3 separate regions of the Mus musculus genome follow, and all the other regions are linked to region 3. A link is a loop called in an ENCODE intact Hi-C map of the cell type or tissue named here. Cell type or tissue: left cerebral cortex. All regions are shown on one strand. Each heading gives the region's core, and the rest is flanking DNA. Links, peaks and the distances in the headings are about the cores only. Region 1 overlaps Grm5 (glutamate receptor, metabotropic 5). Region 2 holds the start of Grm5 (glutamate receptor, metabotropic 5). Region 3 overlaps Grm5 (glutamate receptor, metabotropic 5).

Region 1 (6,609 bases), core at 473-5,472, 130 kb after region 3:
GTCACTTGATCTTTGACAAAGTATCTAAAATCATCCAGTGGAAAAATGACAACATTTTCAACAAATGGTGCTGATTCAACTGGCAGTAGAATGAAGAAGCATGCAAATTAGTCCATTCTTATCTCCTTGTACAAAGCTAAAGTCCAAGTGGATCAAGGAGCTACACATGAAACCAGATACACTGAAACTAATAGAAGAGGAAGTTGGGAAGCGCCTTGAACACATGAGCACAGGGGAAATTTTCCTGAAGAGAACACCAATGGCTTATGCTCTAAGACCAACAATTGACAAATGGGACCTCATAAACTTGCAAAGCTTCTACAAGGCAAAGGACACTGTCAATAGGACAAAATGGCAACCAACAGATTGGAAAGAGATCTTTACCAATTCTACATCTGATAGAGGGCTAAAATCCAATACATATAAAGTATTCAAGAAGTTAGACTCCAGAGAATCAAATAACCCCATTAAAAATGGGGTACAGAGCTAAACAAAGAATTCTCAACTGAGGAATATGAAGTGGAGGAGGAGCACCTGAAAAAATGTTCAACATCCTTAGTCATCACAGAAACACAAATAAAAACAACCCTGAGATTCCACCTCACACCAGTCAGAATGACTAAGATAAAAAATGCAGGTGACATCAGATGTTGGTGCGAATGTGGAGAAAGAGGAACACTCCTCCAATGCTGGTGGGATTGCAAGTTGGTACAACCTCTCTGGAAATCAGTCTGGCTGTTCCTCAGAAAATTGGACATAGTACTACTGGAAGATCCAGGTGCACCACTCCTGGGCATATACCCAAAAGATTCCCCAACATATAACAAGGACACATGCTCCACTATGTTCATAGCATCCTTATTTATCATAGCCAGAAGGTGGAAAGAACCCAGATGTCCCTCAACAGAGGAATGGATACAGAAAATGTAGTACATTTACACAATGGAGTACTACTCAGCTATTAAAACACAATAACTTCATGGAATTCTTAAGTAAATGGATGGAACTAGAAAATATTATACCGAATGAGGTAACCCAATTGCAAAAGAATACACATGGTATAAATTCACTGATAAGTTGATATTAGCCCAAAATTTCGGGAACACCCAAGATACAATTCACAGACCACCTGAAACTCAAGAAGAAGGAAGACGAAAAGGGGGATGCTTCAGTCCTTTTTAGAAGGGGGAACAAAGGTCCCAGGGATTAAAACACCAACTAACTAGTACACATGGAGGGACTCAAGGCTCCTGTTGTTTATGTAGCTGAGGATGGCCTTGTGGGATAGCAATGAGAGGAGAGGCCCTTTATCTTTTGAAGGTTCTATGACCCAGTGTAGGGGAATTCTAGGACAGGAAAGCAGGAATGGGTGGGTTAGTGAGAAGGGGGCGGGGGTATGAGATAGGGGGGATTTTGGAGGGGAAATGAGGAGAGGGGATAAAAATTGAAATGTAAATAAAGAAAATATCTAATAAAAATAATAAAAAATTTCAAAAAATAATAAGGGGGAACAAAATACTCACCGGAGCAAATATGGAGACAAAGAGTGGAGTAGAGACTAAAGGAACTGTCATCCAGAGACTGTCCCACCTAAGAATTCATCCCATACACAGTCACCAAATACAGACACTATTGTGGATGCTAAGAAGTACAAACCAACAGGAGTTCAATATAGCTGTCTCCTGAGAGGCTCTGCCAGAGCCTGACAAATACAGAGGTGGATGCTTGCAGCCAACCATTGAACTGAGCAAGGGGTCCCCAATGAAGGAGTTAAAGAAAGGACGAAAGGTGCTCCCAGGAACTAAACCTCCAACCAAAGGGTACACATGGAAGGACCCACGGCTTCAGCAGCATATGTATCAGAGGATGGCCTTGTAGGGCATCAATGAGACAAAAGGCCTTTGGTCCTGTGATGGCTCTGCTCCAATGTAGAGAATTCAAAGATGGGGAGGCAGGAGTGGGTGGGAAGGTTGTGGAACACCCTCATAGAAGCAAGGAAGGGGAGATGGGAAAGGGGAGTCCTGGGGGGGGGGGTAACTGTGAAAGGGGATAATATTTGAAATATAAATTAAATATCCAATAAATAAAATAAAATACATTGTTTGTATGACTCCTAATGACTCTTTCAGGCATAGTTACTTTTATCCTTGACTCTCCTTCTCCTGTACTTATCTTTTTATGTAATTCGAGTCCCAATTCCCTTCCCCATTTTTCTCTATAGCACAATAATACAGATGTGTGTGTGTGTGTGTGTGTGTGTGTGTGTGTGTGTGTGTGTAGCTCAGAGATTTTTTTTAGTCTCCTCAGGTAAAATAGATAGAATAACTAACCAAGTGAGGCACAGTGGTCCATACCTAAAAAGCCTGCACTTGGTAGATAAAGATAGGAATATCAGGAGGTTCAAGTCATCTTTGGCTAGGTAGAAGCATCTTTGGCTACTTAGAAAGAGGAACAAATATATCACAGGAGATAGAGGGAGGAAGAAATTGGGAGGGAGAGAGCAGCAGAGGGAAATGAGGGGCAGGACCAAGTGTGGGAGGAGATGGGAGAAATACAGAGGGTCAGGAAATTGAAAAACAGAGATATATAGCAGTGGAGGCTGGGGAACTGGGAGTAGCCACTAGTAAGTCCCAGATGCCAAGGACCCAAGAGGTTCCCAAGACACAGTGGGGACAACATTATCCAAAATACACAACAAAGGTGATAGAACATGTAGAGACCATATCCAGTGCTTAGCCATGGCCCTTAGTTGAGGGATGGGGCCAACCACTCATCTCAGAAATGTTAAACCAAACTTGTGCCTGTCTAAAGGAAATGCAGGGACAAAGAGTGGAACAGAGACTGAAGGAAAGGCCATCCAGAGACTGCCCCACCTAGGGATCCATCCCATCTGCAGACACCAAACCCAGGCACTATTGCTGTTGCCAAGAAATGCTTGCTGACAGGAACCAGGTATAGCTGTCCCATGAGAAGCTCTCCTAGAGCCTGAACAATACAGATGCAGATACACACAGCTGACCATTGGATTGAGCCTGGGAACACCAATGGAAGAGTTGAGGGAAGGACTGAATGAGCTCAAGGGGCTTGCAATCCCATAGGGAGAACAACATCAACCAACCAGAACCCCAGAGCTCTCAGGGACTAAACAACAAACCAAAGAATACACATTGAAGGACTCATGGCTCCAGCTGCATATGTAGCAGAGGATTGCCTTACCTGGCATCAATGAGAAAAGAGGCCCTTGATCCTGAGCAGGTTTGATACCCCAGCATAGGGGAATGCTAGGGTGGTGAGTCAGGAGTGGGTAAGTAGGTGGAGGAGTACCCTCATAGAAGAAGGGGGCAGGAGGCATGGGATAGGGGTTTGCTGAGGGGAAACCAGGAAAGGGACAACATTTGAAATGTAAATATATAAAATAACCAAGAAAAAAAAGTATGAGAAGCTCCAATGAGTTTTGTGATTTCAAAATGCAAGCTTTTTCCATTATAATACCATATAAACATGACCCACATAAATTATGTAAATCATTCAAATCTCCCAACAAATCCAGAGCTGTAGAAAGTAAAAAATGGATATAATCCCTGACTCAGAAATCTGGCCTAGAAACATTTTACATATATTTTTCTCCAAATAGTATAAGCTATTTGAGGAAAAAATGCAAATGTCCAAAGATCAGAAAAATGTGAAAGTAGGATGAAAAAAAATATAGGATAAGGCTTCTTTGTCTAAGATGCATACAATTATACAGGCCTTAGTATAGCAGAGATTGACTGGAACTTTATGTAGATATACTTCCCTAAAATTATATATGTCCATCATAATATCATAGCATTTGCAAGACTTGAGGTTTTTAATAACATGATAGATAGATAGATAGATAGATAGATAGATAGATAGATAGATATTGACATGTGAGTCTCTTGTTCTAACGAGTGAGCTGTGAATCACATTTTTTGTTTATGAATTAATGATAAAAGACCTCTTTTATATATGATTAAATGGAAACAGACAGACTTTAAGTGACTACTGGGGACCCCGTCCTTCCAAAGCTGTTCTCTTCAGGGCTTGATCTCCAGAAAATGGAAATCTACCGGGAGGTTGTTCAAGTTCTGTGAGGTAGGACCTCTGGATGAAGTAGAGATATGCCTTTGCAAGCTAGCTGGGCACTGACCCTTTCCTGTCTCTTGTGTTTTACTTCCTGGTTGACACATGATAAGTAGCTATCTTCTATGATTTCCACCTGCCATCAGATTCTTCAGCCTTCTCTTAGGGTCCAAAACAATGGAAAACACTCAACAGTGGACTGAGCATATTAAAAAAAATGGATAAAATAAACTCTTACTCCCTGTGAATATTTTTGTAGCATATTACTAAGTAAAATACAAAAATAAAATAAGTTGTATGGAAAGGAATAGCTAGTTGAACATAGCTTTTGTTTGCTATTTCAATTCTCTTTCCTAGTTGTTAACCACATCATGATGCTACATGTAAGCAAAAAGTTACAAATACCTCTGTAGCAATGACACATATATTAAAAAAAATAGATGAAAGGGGAAATCTGCGTTAAACATAATTTGAACATTTTTATGGGCAAATTAAAAGTATGTGGGCTTTAAAAATAAATTTAGAAGACAAAAATCTCCACAGACTGCTCCACACCAAATGGCATGATTAAAATATATGAACGGGGAAGAAGGATCCTCTATAACACAGTTTAAGAGTGCCACATTCACTTTAGTAGTGACTTGCTTGACAGGTTTAGAAACCTGGAAGCAGTCCTGAGGTGAAGAGTTTCATGGAAACTTAGTCTCCTGGAACTGTGGCATCCCATAGCACGTATGCTCCAATTTTATCCTTGCGAATGGATCTATGTGCTTTCAGTATTGTTTTGTTATAGGTGCCTCCAAATAATGACTTGCCAAATACCTAAGTGAAATCGATCTTTGCTTCCTGGCCTTCATCAATACTCTAGGTAGTCCTTGAGCTGACCATGGGCTTGGAATTAAGTAAGAATGTTGTGTATTCGGTGACATTCAGAATTGCCTTTAGTATTGTAAGAGAGACAGTGAAAGAAATCAGGCATTACTATCTACTACATAGAGTTAGAAATGTCAGAGCAAGCTTAGCAAAGTAAGTTTAGAATTCTTATTATAGTTATGTATGACAGACTACATTACTTATTAGTAGAAAGTCCCTCCCCCTCCCCCACACACACTATCACTTAGAATAAAAGCCAAGTCACTCTCATATACAGGAATTTACAATGGCTTAAGAAGTAGATCGGGCTGTGGTTTAGAGCAGTGCATTATTCATGAGAAGGTTAGCTAGAGCAGAACTCCCTAATTAGAACCACGACTTGGGCATGAAAGCCCTTGCCCTGGGAGTGTAAAGACCTCACACCTGGCTTCTAAGACTATAGCTGACCTTAGATAGAGCTGACTTTGTCTCTGTTGTTTTATTGCCCAGTTCCTGCCAGTCTTTGTGTTTGCCTTTCCTCTGTTTTGTTTAAGAGTCATTAAGCATCTGATAACCTTACTGTACCTTGCCAATGTGTCACCTAACTTTTCTATTTTCTTCTGTATAAAAAGTTTGATGCGCAATTTGACAAATTACATTCAGATCGAGCACACTCCCTTGTGTCACATCTTTTTGTCACCCCATTCTCCCCTACCCTATTCCCATCTGTCCGAGACTCTGATTCCTGTGGATTGAGGAGGTGCGACTGAGCCCGGTCCGTGGCAAAAGAGGTGTGCTACTTGCTTCTCAAACTGCTTAGACCAAATATCAGTCAAAAAGCAACTTAAGAATGGTTTTTTTGGACTTGCAGTTCTGAGGAATGTATACTATTATGACAGTAAGACATGAGAGCAACAGCAAGAGGCTTCTGGTTACAGTGCATCTGCATTTCGGAGAGGAGAGTGATAAATGTGATAAATGTTGGTATTTGTACTGACTGGTTTTGTGTGTCAACTTGACAGAAACTTGACACAGAGAAAGGAGCCTCTCTTGAGGAAATGCCTCCATGAGATCCAGTAAAGCATTTTCTCAATTAGGGATAATAGATAGGGTGGGTTGGGTGTGAGGAATTGTGGGTGGTGTCATTCCTGGGCTGGTAGTACTGGGTTCTATAAGAAAGCAAGCTTAGCAAGCCAGGGGATGCAAGCCAGTAAGAAACATCCCACTATGGCCTCTATATCAGCTCCTGCCTCCAAGTTCCTACTCTGTGTGAGATCTTGTCCTGACTTTATTTGGTGATAAACAGTTATGTGGAAGTGTAAGCTAAATAAACCCTTTCATGCCTCTTGGTCATGATGTTTTGTGCAGGAATACAAACCCTGACTAAGACAGTAGTCACCTAGATATTTTTATGCAATTTGGAGTTCCAGTCCACAGAGTAGTGCTGCCCATAAATTAGTGTGGGCCTTCCAACCTCAATTTATCTGATCCATACAGCCCCTCCCAGATAAGCGCCAAGGTTTGTCTCTGAAGAAATTCTTGATCTTGTCAATCTGACCTTGACAGAATGAGCTTCTGAACACAGAGGTGGTATCTATAGAGTATGACTCACAATGGTAAGGAATTATAAAATATTCACTGTATTGATAGTCT
Region 2 (6,609 bases), core at 995-5,994, 200 kb after region 3:
CCTACTACAAAACTTTTATTGGAAGCCCTATCGCCAAACATAGATGCATTTGTGTTTGTTTCTCTGTGTGAGTGCATTTCAAACAATATTATTAGCATTAAAGTATACACTTATGTCTCCTCTGCATTAATACTGGAGCCATGGAGACAAATCTTGGCATGTTTTTGTATTTAAACCCTTTCATTCAAATGAAATGAGAAAATATCAAGAAAGCATTTTCTGATTTGTAAACAGTTGAAAAATCAAAGTCAAAATGTTACATTCTTAGGTCATTTGAGTATGAAATAAAACCACTTCTTTGGATGTTCCCTTCTTGTGTGTCTTCTACGTACACAACAAGAAAGGACATAAAGAGATGCCTTAGCATCAGAATTAATATTTCCAAACAAATAATTCCAAATCAAGGACACTTCTATGTAATACACTGTCATGTTCTCAAAAACATATATCAAAAGAATCATCATTTTTTCACAAAGTTAGATTCAGCTGGATGTATTTAAATAGTGTGAAGAAAATGGTACATACACAAATGTCTAAGTCCATATATGTGTCCATATATCCAATAGCAAAAATGTATAAAGAAATATGCCTCTTCATTCCATGAATGTAGCAAACCTTGAATAAAACATGCATACATATTTTACTCAAGTAATACAATTATGTACATATTTACAATTTATTCAATCTCATTTTTTCTGATTAGTGTTCATCTTCTTCTATCATTTAATTTTTCTTCATCTTTTTGTTACAGGGCCTCATTTAACTTCCTACATAACTAAGGATTACTGTGAACTTTTGTGTTTCCTGCCTCAACCTTTCAAGTGCTGAGATTTAAGTTATACATCGCCATCCTCAGTTTTAATTTACCATTTCTAAATGCATAAATAGTCCCAACATTCTTCAAAAAGTCAATATAGCAACATTCCTTGAAAAATTCTCAATGCATTTTGAATAAAATAAGAATCATGAAAGTTATTTACTCACAAATGTAAACATTTTTAGTGAAGCCAATTAATTTAGTAGGAAACATGACAAAATAACAGTTCAGAAAAAAGAAAGAAAATGGTGTCTCCTTACCCAAGTATTCTCAAATCATAGATATTCTTTACGTGGATAAATATCTATTACTGAATTTTTCAGTGTTCCCTGGATATCAGTCTGAATGGCTATGATGTGTACAATGGTAAAGGTCTGTGTATACATTTGATAACAGGTTAAGATTTAAGCAAGTACATGGGGTGTTCAAATATCATTCTTATCCAAATAACCTCAGAGTGCCTATAATAAATAGACATTAAATTTTCATTTTCTTTTTTCTTTTTTGTTCTTTGGATTTCCTCTGTCCTTTTTGGGCATAAAACCCACAGGTAAAACACTGCTATGGAACATCATGGAGCTCTAGAAGATGCAGTTGAAATACATGAATTTTACATTTAATCATAAAGTGTAAAGGACGAGGAAAAGTCTTTTATCTAAGTGGTGGTTTGTTGCTCAGTAAGTGTCCAGTGAAGCCTAGGGAATAGTATGAGTACCTGTCCAAGGTGCTGAAGAAGTTTCCAGGAGAAGGATGCAGACTTGGTAGAATGCAAGTCATTAACCTAGTGAGTTTGGCAAGCAAAGTTTTCTATTTCTAAACCAACAATCCTTCAAAATGGAAAGTTCCACAAATGACAAAAAGATTACTAACTGACAATTTAATATGTATTACACAGAATTAACAGAGAAATTAATGGAGGAAATTCCCTCCACTCCATAAGAGAAGAGCACAAAGCACTCACAACAAGAAAAAAATAGCACACCTATATCCTCTGAAACTCATAATAAGGTGTCAAATAACTCAGAATAAATCTTTGCTGGATGAAGGGGTGCCCTTAGTGCTAAGCATTCTCACTAGACTGTTGTTATAGGCACCAATTTGCTACCAGAACTAGAAATACAGGAGATCACTAGTTCACTTCTTAAGCAATTTAAACAATAAAATATAAAGTTGGATATTGAAAGGAAGAAAGAAAGGTGAGTCCACCTTTCCATTTGTGAATACCAATTTCTTATGAAGAAATAAATTGATGCATAGCACTACCTACTTGTTTGGATACCCAAGCTAATTCAGGTGAAACAGTTCCAGGATTCTGACTAAATAAAAACAAGAATCTGTTATCACTTTCTCAAAGTCACTTTTCCCACACCATGCACTCTAAAGAGAAATACGAACAGCCATACATCCTACAACTAGGTGGGTAATCACCCAGGTCAACCATTACTTCCTGCTGAAATGTCCCAAAATAGATTAGGCTACTGTAAACATCAACTAGAGTTTGCTTGGTAGAACTTTCCTGGTTCCTTGTCTCCAAGTCCCTGTAGCCTGGGATCCCTCTTCTGCGCTCTGATCTGCTGCCCCTGGGTAGCTTTGTGTCTGGAAGGAAGGGAAAGCTATATCCAAGGAAAAAGAAAGCGCACGAAGTTGCGCTAGGGGTTGGGGGCGTTCAAAGGACATTGAGATAGAAACAATAAATCCCAAGCTGTGCTTTCAGCACCAAACGCTGTACCCCCACCCCACCCCGCCCCAGGCAGAGGAGAAACCAATCTATTACCCAGAAGTGATTCTCCTTCCTTCCCTTCTCTACCTTTGCTTTCTCAGTTTTGAGTTCTCCAAAGGACTGGGTAAGCCAGTCTGCATTCTAAACCATGTTCTCCTTTCCTCAGAGCTCAGACACGGGGATCCAAAGGCGTGCATAATCCCTATCTTAGACCTTGCATACCTCCCCCTGCTTTACCCTCTTGCTCGCGCCTTTTCCACCAACAGGTTTAATTAATAATGGTCTTCTGTAAAAGAAGCAGATGTGAACCTCTTCTGCTCTGGCCACCCCGGATTCATCTAAGTCCCCTCCTCCAAACCACACTGTGAGCTTATCAGCATGCTTAAAGCTTCTAAATCCTTGACAGGTCTGGGGATAGATACCTGGGCACACAGACATAGCAAGCTTACCCCCTGTTGGCCACGCAGCAGGCAGTGAGATGCTGTTTAGCTAGCCCCCCGGAGTAAAGTTGGGCAGCAGAAATCAATGGGGTTGAGCCAGCTTTTCCTTTCTTGGGCTTTTCCCCAACCCCAAGATGATCCCAAGCTCATCCCCTGTGCTCGGAGTGCTCAGAACAGCGGAGCTGAGGGCGGCATGTACAGCAATCTTCCCCTCTATGGAGACAGGGGGAAGGGGAGAAGGGGAGAGAGCGGAGGAGGGAGGGGTGGTAGTTAGTATTTATAGAGAAGAGACTTCTCTGCGCAACTTTTTGGTGCCACCAAGTGGCACAGTGAGTTCCTTTAGGAACACAGACTCCTGGGCAGATCAGGATGGGTACACTAGTTTCATGGCCAGACATTCAGGATGGGGGGAGCTGAAGACACCCAGGGAGATGAGTTTATGAATGCATACCATCTCAGCATCTGCAATGCAAATCTCCAAATTCTATAAATGAATATGCATTGACAGAAAAGGGCTAGAGATGACTTCTCCAGTCAAGTAGAAGAGGAATCAACATGGTATGTGCCAGCTGCCTGCTGCCCACTGGGCTATAGACATGCATGCTCTAAGAGAAATATCGCTTTTCTCTTCCCTCCCTAAGCCTTCTACTCATATTACAGAACATTCCTGTCTCATTCCAAAATCCTCATTTGCCACACAGTGACAAACCTTGAAACTAGGATGTGATTTTCTTTACCATAATCAAGCCCAGGTAACTTCTCAAAGCTTAAGTTAAATAAAAGCAAACAAACAAACCCCAAAACTTCACAACCTATCACCAAAATATGTTTTTCAAATGCTACTTCGCTAGACAATAAAATAAACAAACAAGCAAATAAGCAAAATGTAACTTTAAGTTTTGTGCATTTGAAATTTTCCAAACAACTGTCAAAACTCCATAATCTTTGCATGGGCCTGAATGTTTGGCTGGACTCAACCTTTCCCATAGACCTTTCATAGAACCAGCATGCATTATCCAATGGCACTGTGAACGTTACAGCTGTTAAAATACTTGGAGAGAGAACATCTTTACAATCTATTTGCCTGTATTTCCGGATATCTCCCTTCCCTCTTTCCCTGTACAATTCTTCAAGCTTATACAAACACACACTATTTTGTGAGACTTCAGTGTCCTAAAATGCAGTATGCTTTCCACTTTCCTGATGGAGAGAATAAGTGTACAATGCTTGGTAGTCTTGTTCAAGGTCACATATTTTCCTAGACAATGGCCTAAGGGCTTCTCAGGGTGTGACTGAATGAACATTGGTACCAAATCTGACAGACCCAACTCTCCTTGCTATACTACCACACATAGCTCATGGAGTCTGTTCAACTCCCCTCTCTTTCCTCTTGATCTCCATGTTCTTCATTATCATCCTTTATGAAAGTTCTGTCAGAAAATTTAAGGTTAAAAAAAATCTTCCTTTCACTGCTAGAAATATATAATCTTAGCTTTAAGGGTCCAGACGTGCTGATACATCTCATAAATGGGTTAATGATTCCAGAGAATCTCTTGGTCCTGGTGTTATAGTCATTCAAATGTCATTTTAGAATTGTAATACAGTATTTAAAACCATCCATAATCTTCTTCCCTGTCTCATTTTTGGGGTGCAGCATCAGCAAGTGTGCTTACTACAGCCCAAACATCTAATATCCTCAGAGATCTAAAATTCTCCTCCCTCGCTAAGTGCATGCTTTATCATTGCACATGTACCAGCATGAGACAGAAGGGGGGGGGGCTTTATTGGTTTTATTTATTTTTTTCTGCCACTGATTATTTTAGCTATTTTCTGTGGAAACAACCCCACTGAAATCCTTCAGTTAGGTGAATGAAAACAAAAAGATATTCAAAAACCTCCCATTTAGCCATACCACATTAGCCCAGGCTCCTGACTCTAAATTCATGTCTAATTTATAGAGCACATGTCCTTGCGGGGTGACTTTCTTAAACTTGCAGGACCTTCTAGTATCCCTGGCTTCACCTGTCGTCCACCTGCCCACCACCTGCCCTTCTGGGTCCCTTTAGTCCAAGCACCCGCCCCTTGCTCGCTCACTCTCCATCCCTGCACTGGGGGAGGGGCTCCGGCGGCATCCTACATCCCTGGTAACTCCACAGCTGAGAGAAAGAAAAACAGCGCTATGCTTACCAGGTGCGCTCCCTGAGCCTTGCTCCTCTGGACAGCCGCTCCTTTCAAGCTCCCTGCGCTTTCGTAGCGGCCTTGGCTGCTGCAGAAGCGCTAGTGGCTGCGATCTAAGCTGTAGTGGCAGCCAGCAGAACGGCTGCGGGCCCGCGGTGGTGGCGCTCGCTCTCTCGCGCCAGCGCCTGGAGCACGTGCTGCGCCCGGGCAGACGCAGCTGGAAGCGCAACGCTGGGTTGGCTCCTACTCTTGCAGAGTGCAATTGGGGGCGGCTGGCTAGCCTTGGATCAGTGAGTGAACACTGCTCCTAGAGCCTCTTGGTCTCAGGGTTCAGGCCAGGGCAGTCTTGGACTTCCTCACTACCTCATTCCCACCCAGAGATGGAGAAGCAGGAGCTGTGCTGGGAGGCGTGGGTGGCATGTCACTCAGAGAGAAGCTGGAGAGCAGGTAGATAATCAGCTTCTCTCTGAAGATAGTACGAAACTCCTGACAGTTATTGGGAGAAGGGGTATTATTGCTGGAAGACAGAGAGAGGAGTAGGAAGAAACAGAGAGACAAACACAAGACTGAGAGACACAGAGAGAAGAGAGAGAGAGTGACACAGACTGTACTTACACACACACACACACACACACACAGAGAGAGAGAGAGAGAGAGAGAGAGAGAGAGAGAGAGAGAGAGAGAGAATGAGATTCAGAGAACTGCAAGTACGGTTCAGAAGCCCGAGTGATTAGAAAGACCAATGTATTTAATGGTCTTGAGTCATTAATAATGTCATTTTGCATTTGTCTGCACTTCTTAAAAATGTTTCTTCCTACATCCATTAAAAGTCTTTCCCTGTGGGACTTAAATGTTTTACTTCTTCCAATTGCTTGGCATCCTTTTCTTTGATACCCCTAGTACTGTCTATGGACATCAAAAATGCTAAGGTTACCTTCACATTATATCTGAAAGAAAAAGAATAAAAGGGATCCCTATAAATTACTTGCATGGCTTAATTTAAACAAAAGAATAATTGGGTAATATTATTATTGCCTGAGCAAATTAAAGGAGCCAGGTACTTTCAGTAGCTGAATTAATGATTAAAACATGCACAACACTGAAGTCAAGGACACCAGTTATTAATAACTACTAATGTTTGTCAGTGGGTCCTTGACAACAAGGTAGTGTTTCTTTGATTACTTCGGTGATATAATAGTAAGGAACGGAAGAAGGGAAGTATCCATTTAAAACACTATGTCAAGCATTAAAAGACATTTGCCCATATGTGTGTATTATAGCCCATTTACAGCAACACATTAGAACCAGACTCCAGGTCCACCAACAGATGAATGGGCAACGATGTTATATATACATATAAAACTTTTATTCAGCTGGAAAGAAAACTGAAATTATGAAGTTTACAGGGAAAAAAATGATCAGCCTCAAGTGTATAGCATTAAGTTAGGTGGTCT
Region 3 (6,609 bases), core at 902-5,901:
CCCAGATGTAGCTGTCTCTTGTAAGACTATGCCGGGGCCTAGCAAACACAGAAGTGGATGCTCACAGTCAGCTAATGGATGGATCATAGGGCTCCCAATGGAGGAGCTAGAGAAAGTAGCCAAGGAGCTAAAGGGATCTGCAACCCTATAGGTGGAACAACATTATGAACTAACCAGTACCCAGGAGCTCTTGACTCTAGCTGCATATATATCAAAAGATGGCCTAGTCGGCCATCACTGGAAAGAGAGGCCCATTGGACTTGCAAACTTTATATGCCCCAGTACAGGGGAACACCAGGGCCAAAAAAGGGGAGTGGGTGGGCAGGGGAGTGGGGGTGGGTGGATATGGGGGACTTTTGGTATAGCATTGGAAATGTAAATGAGCTAAATACCTAATAAAAAATGGAAAAAAAAATCTTTAGAGGATGAGATTTTAGATTTTAGATTTTCCTTCTGTAACCCTTCCTTAACTACCCTTTTCTGTGTGTTTTACAGTCTAACTCCAACTTCTATTTTCTAATTCTGAGAATGTACATAAAACCTTGTAAATAGTTTCCTACTTAAGTTCATTTTCTAAATGTGCTTATGTAAAATGTTATACTCTATACTGACTTTACTTACTTGAAAAAACACCTAGTTACATTAAATAGGAACAGACTACCTTCATTGAATTTGTACAACCTTCAAATTTACATAACCACTCTTTGTCTGTCTGTCCCATTAATGTTTCTTGGACTTTATAAAAAGTATTAATTTTTCTCCTGCCATATTTTGTTTTTATAATGACTGTTAGATTCATGGTATTTTCAGTGTACCCACATCAATTTGTAAAAATATCTCAAAGCTATGACTATTTCATACATTCAATTATTTTTACATACATATCAAAAAGACAAATCAGAACTAGCAAATCAGCATTTTTCTTTCCTTTTAATGTAAATTTCTTAGGATAATATACTGTCCCAATGTTTTCTTTTAAGGCTGGAATAAAACTAAGGTTTTCTACATGCTAGGCAAATACTCCACCACTGAGCTACATCCCATGCAGGGCATCTATCCTAAGGCAAGGACAATATCCTTAGGCTGGGTCCAGAACAATTGTGATTTTAGCACTCCTCTGGAAGGAGTCCCACTTTCAAGAATTAATGTCTTGGCTCCTGGTTTCATTACTCATAAATGTCACTAAAATTTTCACCAAATATGAAAATGTGTGAGAGTAGGTGGAAGATAGCTGATTCACTGAACCATTTTCCTAACTTGGATTATTCCATAAACTCTAGTTCCAAAGCTTTAAAGACAAATGGATTCTATTACACTCAGTAAATAAGCATTTGGTAAAATTAATCATAGCATATAGAAAATATTAAGATTAAAATGTCAGTAGGATTAAAATGATCATACAACTTTAACCCCTGGCCTTAGAATTCTAGAAAGTGCAGAAACAAATTTCCATTGTTGAAACCATTCAGACTGGCTTTGTGTTATGGTAGCACAAGCTCACTAACATAACATTCTGTCCCTACAACAAGGTTTCTGTTATACAAATCCTTATGCAAGATGAAATTAATAGACTTATAATGTCAGAGGGATGATCATATAAAGGAAAGAATGGATTTGTGCTACACAAACTAAATTTGGTTCCTGCATTTACAATTCTTTAGTGATTGATCTTTAAAAAGTAGTTTAAATGCTTTACTTTAAGTTTGTTAAATTGAGTAAGACATATCAAGACGACCCCTGCATAATGTCTGGCATATAATAACTACTCAACAAAAGTTAGCTTCTGTATTGGCTCTCACTTATTTACATTTTATTGTTGTAAAGTAAGACTTTGAAGACTGGCTTCTAAGCTTAAATAGGTGACTATCATGTTAATTAATCAAATCTATATTCAAGCTCTGGATCTGCTACCAAATAATTTTAGTGTTGAGGCAAGTTGCATTTTCTTCCTTATTATAAAACATCGCTATATGATTCATGAGGATTAAGTAAAACTTTGCATAGGGAATGTTAAGAATGTGACCAGACAGATTTTTAATGACATAAAAATAGTTTTTGTTGTAGTCACAAACACTTGTATATTTTTTTCTATTGTAATCTAGACATTGGTGGTTATGTGTATGGCCCATTCCTAATAGAATCTCTGCTTGTCTTATTGCCCATGTACTCAAGGTCTTAGCTAACAACTAGCAAATGCTAATTCAACTGTAGCTATTTTTCTCATAAGTTTAAAACTAAAAGTGTTATTCGGTTAGGGTGAGTTTTCTGGTTATTCCTTCATGTAGCTATGAAGTCTTACTATTTTTGTGATTTTTAAAATCACCACCCTTACTGCTATCATCCTGCTGGCATTCCACAAAGCAAATCAGAACACACATAACCTCTGTCATCAGGGAAAATAACAGTTAAAGCATCTTGATTGGATTTACCCAGTGTTTTAATAAAATCTCTCATGGCCCAATTCCCTTGTCCTCATTTTGCTGTTGATGAAATCCCTGGATACTACCATAATGTTGGTTTTATCACTCTGTAGAACTAATGTCTGCTGTTTCCCACACTCCATTCCTTTAATCACACCTCTGGGATACTGGAATGCACTAAGTCCCATGAGATTACCTAACACACAGGAATAGCAAGTGAGTCTCTGAAGCATGTTGAGGTTGTCACAGTGGCTTATTTTCTCTCTTTTACTCAAATATCATTAAGTCTGCTGCCCAGGTGTCCTGGGAGCACTTCTCAATGAGAGGAATCCTTCCAATAGAACTGTTAGTTAGTCCTTACTTCAAATTGAGTGGGACTTGCCAATTTCCGGAAATTCCGAAGAACTGGAGACTGTGTTGGGTTGTGAGCTTTGAGAAAACAAGGAAATAGCCACAACCAGCCTTAATTGAGTTTGCTAGTTCATTCTTATTGCTTTAAGCATGGAATTGCCCATATTCTCAGAAGTCCCTCAGTTTCTACTCTATCCATTTTCTTTATACTTGGCCTCCATCTGCCCCTGGCCTCAGAGTTTATTTACTTGAAGTAGTCATCAATCCATTCAAATTCAAGAATAGATATTGTATCTTTTGTTTCTATAAAGTCACTCATTCTCATTAAAACTTTGAGCCTAAATGGTTATCAGCTGCCATTACTGCCTCATGATTAAGAGAAAAATAACATTTCCCTGGAAAACAAAAGGAACTGAGAGAAAGTGTTGAAGTCTCTTACAATTATTAGGCCACTAATCGTATTGTTAGTTGCCACAAAAATATCTTACAGCATCATGGTTAATTAAAATAATCTCCTTACTTTGTTTGACTTTTGATTTTATACTAGACTCATACCATCTTTTTCCTCTATAGAAAGGAAAATATAGAAGAAAAGATAATTCCACAGACATATTAGAACTTCAATTAGGTAACAAAGGCAAAAGGAAGACATTCTTCAATAGATTATGGAACTCAAGACAAGCTACTGAACAGAGGGAAATGATAATGACTGTGGATCAACATCATGGCTATTACCGGTTATAGAATTATAGGGTTATGTGGGGGCCAGGGATATGATTCAGTGTTTGCTACTGACAGTGTGGGCTTCAGTTCAATCCTTACTACAGCTTGTAAAGTGACAAGAGATAAAAATTCTGTAAGGTACTGGAAGGAGCTACTAAAGAAATTTAATTCTGAGATAGCAAGATTCTTTCTGTCTCCCTCTCTACCTTTCTCTGTCTCTCCATCTTTTCATCTCCCCTTTTCTCTGTCTCTTCATCTCTCCCTCTCTTCCTGCTTTCCCTCTCCCCTTCTTTACTCATCCCCTCATGGTACTAGAACTGTTATACAAAAATTCTTTTTCTGATGCTCATTTTCAGTGAAAATGATGTTTAAATAGGACACGGATCACATAAATAGAGTAGAGAGGACAAGTTTAAGCTGTCTCCATAGTTTCCAGTTTGACAGACCAACTAACAGATGGTATGGTTGGGAAGTGGAGCTGGTGTTTGGCAGGAAAGATGTGTGTTTCACCATGGACACATGGCTTAACACTAGGAATCTGCATAATGATGTTTTAGATTCAAATGTTAATCAAATACCAGAGCTCTAAACAGTCTGAGCAGCAGAGGTAGTATGGATCTCAGAGAGATAAAACATAAATCCATGAAACTGAGTAGAAACTACACTTGGAACCTAGGCTAAAGTGTTAGAGAAACAAATGATTAAACCTTACAGAGTTTGAAAATAACAATTAATGTAAAATAGTAATAATTTAGTGGAAATATTGATAATATATAAAATCATTTGAAGTCATATTTTTTTCTAAAATATTGCATTTGTGCACCCATGTGCATGTCTATGTACATGTGCTTTGGCACACATTTGAATATTAGAGACTATCCTTCAACAATTGGCTCTTGTTGAGTCAGGGTCTTTCTTGCTTCTGCTACTATAGATATGTGTCACACATCTGGCTTTTTACATGGGTTCCAGGGATCTAATTCTGTTCATCAGGTGTTGTGTGGCTGCAATGTTACTGAATGAATGTCTTCAATCTTGGTTAGTTATTGTACAATCTCAATGAATACTAAAACCAACCCACTGATATCAAGTATTTTCCCATTTCCCAGATGAACAAAATGAAGAAAGGAGAGTAAATAAGTAGCCTAGTTCTAACATATGAGAATGGAAAAATAGTAGCCTGTGCTGCCTGCTAAATGGAACAAGGTAGTTACAATGAGTGAGAGAATCAGATATAGTCTTTGACATGAATCTAGTGGTTGGAATATCCAGATGGACAGGTGCCCTATAGCAGTAAGTGCCTATGTGAAAAGAAGGATGAGTGGGACTGAAAGAAGCCCCCCAGGCATGGTGATGAGTGTCCTCAGCATAGGCATTGCAACAGGTTCAGCATAGAGCAGACTTAAGGTCACACAAATTGGATCATAATTAGGAAGGCAATAGTTTTAATCCACCAACATGGCGACTTTGTCATAGAATCACATCCAAAGATATGATCTGGTTAGTATGCAGACATAACTTGGATTACAGTATGATCTGGGTGGAAAAAGTGACAGGTTTAAAAGTGACATCTAGGGGCTGGAGAGATGGTTCAGTGGTTAAGAGCACTGACTGCTCTTCCAGAGGTCCTGAGTTCAATTCTCAGCAACCACATGGTGGCTCACAACCATCTCTAATTGGATCCAATGCCCTTTTCTGGTTTGTCTGAAGACAGCTATAGTGTACTCACATACATAAAATAAGTAAATCTTAAAAAAGAAGAAGAAGAAGAAGAAGAAGAAGAAGAAGAAGAAGAAGAAGAAGAAGAAGAAGAAGAAGCATCTAATTGAAGGGCAAAGTGAGAAATCAAGGATTTGACAGAATGAGCCAGAGAATGAGAAGAAGCCAGAAGATCAGAATATATTGCCATTGCTAGGAAGAAGCTACGCAGAGCAATCCATTCTGAAGCCAAAGAAGCTGGATTGATCAGTCAGCTTGGAAGATTAGATTGTATCCAGGTGTAGGTCTAGGGATAGTGAGAACAGAGAAAGAAATGCTCTGGGCTCAACCCAAGCCATGTATTCACGCTGCTTATATAGAGCTCTCAACTCATCACTTTATGTGAGAAAATAAAAGTGACATTTACATAATAGAATATTACAGCAAGTAACACAGAAGTCAAAAGAAATAGCACTTGATCTATATCACATAAATCAAGAATATAAAGTTCAAAAGATATTAGTAATTTAATCCAGGTCTAAGACATATAAATATTAGGGATAAAAAGATATAGCACTGAACATTTTTAGCATTCTTTCTATTATGGCACTCAGAGTCATATAAATCTAATTATCAACGTGTTATTAAAAGAGACTATATATTAACTTAGCTCAAAAACAAGACTGGCCAAATAGAGGAGGAAACATCACTCAGCACCCCAGAAGTCTTTATGGGAATAGTAAGAACTGTATTCCAGAAGTTTAGACATGAATTTGTATACTAAGAATAATTAGAAATAAATTTAATAGTTAGGAAAGGTAAGTTGGTCAAAATATAGAAAAAGTGGCCTAACACAATGTATGTATTGTAATGAGATACAATTGGTCATTCAAGAATTCTAATACTCAGATATGATATAATTCAAAGACTTCTAATATTATAATTTATTAGATTGGATCTTCATTAAAAAATGGTGACATGTTGTTTTATTCATCTTTAAGACTTCTGTAATTTAAATAAAAGATCCTTTGGGCACAGATCAAAATATTTTAACATTTTAATTTTATTATTAATAATAATGGAAGTAAAACAGATAATGTAAAATATTTTAAACAAATCTTTATGGGAGAAACATACTATTACAGTGCTTTAATTTTTCCATTAAAATGGATTCTTACTTAAATATCTAAAAGCCTAATGAAGGACATAAATATTTTTCTAAAATATTACATAGGAAAAGAGAATGAAGGAACACATTCTAGGCTTCATATAAAATCTTTATTATTTTTCTTACTAACTCTTTTAAAAATATTTGAAACATAGATATCTTTTGGAAGAATTTGCTTTAATGGCATACATTAAAGTTTGTTGAGTTATGAATATATTGATATATATTTAGCAACATAGCTTTTAAAAC

The links. Peaks named below come from ENCODE experiments on the same cell type or tissue, not always from the same donor. Only the 100,000 strongest peaks of a DNase experiment are listed, where the experiment ranks them.
Region 1: a loop joins it to region 3, with 6 times the contacts of the local background. A loop is called at or near these places in 2 of 42 quality-filtered maps.
Region 2: it touches region 3 in a loop (5-fold over the local background); 2 of 42 quality-filtered maps call a loop at or near these places.

Annotation. Positions count from the first base shown.
Region 1 is chr7:87,652,969-87,659,577 of GRCm38, reverse strand. All of the region lies in intron 3 of Grm5 (glutamate receptor, metabotropic 5), which reads right to left. Among named protein-coding and RNA genes, the nearest start is that of Grm5, 72 kb to the right of the region's middle. In left cerebral cortex, for the core only: no CTCF peak of the experiment used is centred there; DNase peaks (open chromatin) are centred at 3,352 and 3,484; H3K27ac peaks cover 931 bases.
Region 2 is chr7:87,583,096-87,589,704 of GRCm38, reverse strand. Grm5 (glutamate receptor, metabotropic 5) reads right to left here and starts at 5,537. Exons shown (of 11, transcript NM_001143834.1): 1 at 5,165-5,537. In left cerebral cortex, for the core only: CTCF peaks have their summits at 3,307 (motif pointing left) and 5,252; DNase peaks (open chromatin) are centred at 2,374, 3,266, 4,226 and 5,291; H3K4me3 peaks cover 4,706 bases; H3K27ac peaks cover 3,498 bases.
Region 3 is chr7:87,785,145-87,791,753 of GRCm38, reverse strand. The region is part of intron 3 of Grm5 (glutamate receptor, metabotropic 5); the gene reads right to left. Among named protein-coding and RNA genes, the nearest start is that of Grm5, 200 kb to the right of the region's middle. In left cerebral cortex, for the core only: no CTCF peak of the experiment used is centred there; DNase peaks (open chromatin) are centred at 1,148, 3,618 and 3,962; H3K27ac peaks cover 745 bases.